2 separate regions of the Homo sapiens genome follow, and region 2 is linked to region 1. A link is a loop called in an ENCODE intact Hi-C map of the cell type or tissue named here. Cell type or tissue: sigmoid colon. All regions are shown on one strand. Region 1 holds the start of CCL11 (C-C motif chemokine ligand 11). Region 2 holds the start of CCL13 (C-C motif chemokine ligand 13).

Region 1 (2,500 bases):
TTCTGTTAAGTCATTGATAATTTAGAACTGTTTGTTACCATGCTATGCACTGGCTCAGTGGGACCGATACACTCAGTAAATTTGTCACCAGAGTATGGGAAAATGAGTTATGGAACAAATCTCCTAGATAACTTTCCCAAAGAGTGTCAAAATAAGTCACCTCAAGAGATCCCCCTGGGACCTCGTTCTTCTCTTAGCCACTGTCTCTGAAAGCTGTCCTGGAGTCGAATTAACATACTGAGCTTCTAATCAACAGATTTTCCTTCTCTCCCACTGCCAAAAATGCCCACCATGCCCACAGTAAGACAGAGCCATTCCCCATTCCCAAACACTGTAAGGATAGCTGGGTATGGATGCACCCAGCAACCCTCTTGAATGTGGGGAAAAGACTCGGGAGCTTTCTAGTTCTGGCTCTTCCAGTGACTGGATGTGAGGTTGAGGCATTTCTTGTCCACCCACAAAACCTGTTTCCCTATTTTTCAAATGGAGAATTTGCAGTGAGTCTGTAAAGATTCTTGCTGACCTAGTAGCTCTGGAGGTGGTTACCTTACCTTTCCTGTAAGGAGTTGGGGGGCTTACCTGGCCCAGCGAGCCCCTGGGGGCTGAAGGCAGCTGCTATGAGCAGCAGCCACAGAAGTGCTGCGGAGACCTTCATGTTGGAGGCTGAAGGTGTGAGCTTTGGCGTGAGAGGTGGTGGTTTCTGGGTTGGTCTCAGCCTCTCTGCTCCTCTGGCCCATCTGCCTGCCTTTTATAGGGAGCAGACAGTGTGGGAGATTCCAGGGAAGCCTTTGCCCATGCGGGGGTCACGATGAAGGGATTCCTGATTGCTGACCAGATTCCAGATCCTAGGAAGTCAAGCAGAACAGAAGAGAGGCAAGCTAGTAGGAGGGACTTGGTACATTTTTTAATCCATCTGGATCTTGCCTTGGAAAAGGAGGGGAATATGTGGTTATGAAATGAAGTTAAACATCTGTAGTGGGGGAAGAGAGCAAGAAAACCAAGGCCCTAGGGGATGAGTTGAAATGAAACACCTGTAGTTGGGGAAAGGAGCAAGGAAACCAAAGGCCTGGGGGATGAGTCGATCTAAGAACCTTCCTTGATTCCTGTGTTCACATGGTGGTCTTGAGGATTTTGGAGACCAGGAAGGAGCCCCAAAACTTCCATTAGGCTCCCACCCAGATGCAGAGAGAGCTCAGCAGCCCTGCACATAGTTGCATCTCTGAACCAGGAAGGACAACACACCACAGCTTTGCTGCTGTGTTTCAATGTAATGATCACAGAATCTTAGTCCCTGAAATTTTAGCATGATAGGACATCAGAACTGGATAGTTTCTATTAATCTTGACTTCTGAGGCACTTTAAAACCATTTGCTTAGCTGCTAAAGCCCTTTTCCAAATGGAATTAAAACAAACCCCAACTCATCAAATACACTGTAGTGAAGGGGATTTGTTTGAAATAGAATAGGCAGCCTCTCGTGCCCTTATTCCCCAGGGAACACATTTAGGGAACACATTTGGAAAATCAATCATCTAGTTCCCCCCTCACTCTCTGAGCACACATTGCAGACAAGGTATCTGATGGCTAAAAATATCAAAGAGAGAGGCAACACAAGAACCTATACATATCCCTTTGTTCATAACACTAGGCACCCTAGTTGGAGAGGGTATAAGGGAGGCAAAGTCTTTAATGGAGTCACTGCAGCGGATTACAGCATTGAATACTGGTGTGGAGGTACTGCAAACCTGTTTCCTGTTTTTTCCTGCACACTCTCATATCAAATTGATTGATTGGTACAGTAGCACAAACAAGAATGTTAAAGATTCTGAGGAGTTGACTTGCGTTAGTTAAATACTGTGTTGTGGTTGACTGGTGATGTCTGTCATGGGCACAGGATTAGAGACAGCTCTTGCTGTCCTGCAAAGTCTCTAAGTGCCCATCTAGGATAATTGGTCTATAATTACCTAAAAAGTTAACTATAATTACCAAATAGAGGCCAAAAATGTGGAGTCTTCCCTGTTCTTTCCTGCTCCATTCCTGGTGGGTTAGTCTAATGTAGAACCTGAATTCAGGATATCTGCATTTGGATGATGGCTCTGTGACTGACTAGCTGTGATACCATGGACAACTTACTTAACCACTCTCTGCTAGGGTAAGAGCAGGATACTAATCATGTGTACTTTAGGGAATTGTCGTGTGAATTAAATGAGTTCATGTATCTAAACTGCTTAGAAGAATGACTAAATCACTGTAGGTACTCAGTGAGTAGAAGTTACTGTTTTTTATTATTAGGAAATAGGGCCGGGTACAGTGGCTCACACTTGTAATCCCAGCACTTTGGGAGACTGAGGCAGGCAGATCACTTGAGGTCAGGAGTTCAAGACCAGCCTGGCCAACATGGTGAAAACCTGTCTTTACTAAAAATACAAAAAATTAGCCAGCCATGGTGGATGGTGTTTGTAGTCTCAGCTACTCAGGAAGCTGAGGCATGAGAATTGCTTG
Region 2 (2,500 bases), 71 kb before region 1:
TGACAGCCTTCTGGGGACACCTGCTGGTGGTGATCACATAGCTCTTCAGCCTCTGCAAGGAGATCTTCTTACTGCTAAATGTGAAGCAGCAAGTAGATGGGACGTTGAGTGCATCTAGAAATAGTTACAAAGAAAAAGACTTTGAGGATGTGTTAGGCTTTTCTCAGCTTGAATACAGCAGGGAGCATCTGTATGGGATGCAAAGCAAAGAGGAAGAAATAGATCTTACTCACCCCCAAGCCCAGCACTCCCACCCTAGACCCTGAGGTGAGGTGGGACCTGTGACATGTGCCTCAGGATCTCAAAGGCTCAGCTGCATGGTGGAGACATGTCACAGCCATCTAGGGGAGGCCACGGGCAAGGCCAGTGGGAAAGGTCCTGGGTGTGGTCCCAGATCTGCAGAGTTTGGGACGATCAGATGAGGTCAAAGAAAAGGCCCTAAATCTGGAGTCAGAAGCTTAGGTTTCATTCTTGCTCTGCAATAACCTGGAGGTGGATGGCTAGGGTCCCTTCTGCCTCCAACATGGGCTTCAGCTTTCTATCTTTAAAATTAGATGTTAAAGTGAACCTCTGAGGAGCCTTACTATTCTGGTGGGCTTAGAAGTGGGGCACTTGGCTGGGCCTGGTGGCTCACGCCTGTAATCCCAGCACTTTGGGAGGCCGAGACGGGAGGATCACTTGAGGTCAAGAGTTTGAGACCAGCCTGGCCAACATAGTGAAACCCCTTCTCTACTAAAAATACAAAAATTAGCTGCACGTGATGGCGGGTGCCTGTAATCACAGCTACTCAGAAGGCTGAGGCAAGAGAATCGCTTGAACCTGGGAGGTGAAGGTTGCAATGAGCCAAGATCGCACCCCTGCACTTCAGCCTGGGCAACATAATGAGACTCAATCTAAAAAAAAAGTGGAGGAGCACTCGGGCTTAGGTCTTCCTTGAATAGAGAAACAGAGGGAAAGAGAGGGAGAGTCGAAGGGAGGTGACTTACCTGGCTGAGCAAGTCCCTGGGGGTTGAAAGCTGCTGTCATGAGCAGCAGGCACAGAAGCACTGCAGAGACTTTCATGTTGAAGGTTAAGAGTTGGAGATTTCACAATGTTTCTTTGCCTCTCTGCTCCTCTGGCTGTTCCGCCGGCCTTTTATAGGGAGTGGAGAAGCTTGGAACTCTCAGAGGACCTTGGCCTGAGCAGGGCGTTGACCAAGTCATGATGAAGGGGGATCCTGAATCTGCTGAGCTGGAGCTGGGCACCAAAGACTTTTCTAGGAAATGCAAGAGGGAAGCTGAGGGCTGAAACAGCATGGCATGGCTTCCTTCTGGCTGTTCAGGCCACAAGGAGCCAGAGAGGAGAAAGGGACACAGACGCGCCCCAGCCATTCACCATGGGAAGCCATAAAGGAGCTGTTTTCTTCTTACTTTCTCCAACAGGAAAGAGAAAAACAATGAAAATTAACTCCTGTAGAGAAAGAGTGCTGTGCTAAGGACTCTGTTCACGTTATATATTTAGTTTGAGGAGGTACATACCATTATTATCATGCCCATTTCATAGAAGAGGAAACGGATGCAGAGAGATTAAATAACTTGACCAAAATCTTATGGGAAATGAGAGGGAAAGCTAGAAGAGAAAGCTGGTCTGCTTATATTTTATCACCAAGGCAGTTTCAACTTTTGTTTAGCAGCAGAAGTCTTTTTCCAAGTCAACTTTTATGTGGAAGTCTAATATCTGAAACAGATTAAGTCAGATTTCTGATGACAGGGGCTCCTTACATTACATATTGTGTCCCCTTCTGCCCCTCAGGCCCAGAGGGACATGGTTCAAACACCTCTGATTGATGCAGGCCCCGTGTTTCCAGGAAGGACCATTGGGTTTCTAGAGCTGTTGATGGGAGGGCTGGGGTGGCCCTCAGAGCAAAGAAGTGAGGTGTTTGGCCCATTCCTGGGCTCCTCCTGCGAGGGGCACATATCTGGGAGCTGGGAGGTGGGGAGGGAATGGCTTAAAATGGTTGAACATGTCCCTTTCCCACTCATCCCTAGCTCCAAGACTTGGCACAGTTTTTGTGCCTTCCTGGAATACTCATCCCTCTGCATTCCACTATAGCAAAATAAGCCCAGTGAAAGTAAAGGGAAGAAATAAAGAGCTAGGATTAGAGAAATAGGAAACAGTAAATATTAGAAAGGATAGATGAAGCCCAAAGCTGGTTCTGTAGCCTATAATTAAGCTAAAACTCTCCTGAACTGAAAATGAAAAAAAAAAGAAAAAAGGGGCTGAGGCGGGGGGATCACTTGAGGTCAAGAGTTCTAGAGCAGCCTGGACAACATGGTAAAACCCTGTCTTTACTAAAAAAAATACAAAAATTACCCAGGCATGGTGGCACATGCCTGTAATCCCAGCTACTTGGGAGGCTGAGGCAGGAGAATTGCTTGAACCTGGGAGGCCGAGGTTACAGTGAGCCAAGATTGCACCACTGCACCCCAGTCTGAGTGACAGAGTAGGACTCTGTCCCAG

What was found. Peaks named below come from ENCODE experiments on the same cell type or tissue, not always from the same donor. Only the 100,000 strongest peaks of a DNase experiment are listed, where the experiment ranks them.
Region 2: it touches region 1 in a loop (3-fold over the local background); 1 of 110 quality-filtered maps calls a loop at or near these places.

Annotation. Positions count from the first base shown.
Region 1 is chr17:34,283,964-34,286,463 of GRCh38, reverse strand. It overlaps CCL11 (C-C motif chemokine ligand 11), which reads right to left and starts at 722. Exons shown (of 3, transcript NM_002986.3): 1 at 580-722. The coding sequence starts at 655. In sigmoid colon, no CTCF peak of the experiment used is centred here; no DNase peak of the experiment used is centred here; H3K4me3 peaks cover 793 bases.
Region 2 is chr17:34,355,089-34,357,588 of GRCh38, reverse strand. It overlaps CCL13 (C-C motif chemokine ligand 13), which reads right to left and starts at 1,109. Exons shown (of 3, transcript NM_005408.3): 1 at 987-1,109; 2 at 1-114. The coding sequence starts at 1,062. In sigmoid colon, no CTCF peak of the experiment used is centred here; a DNase peak (open chromatin) is centred at 1,231.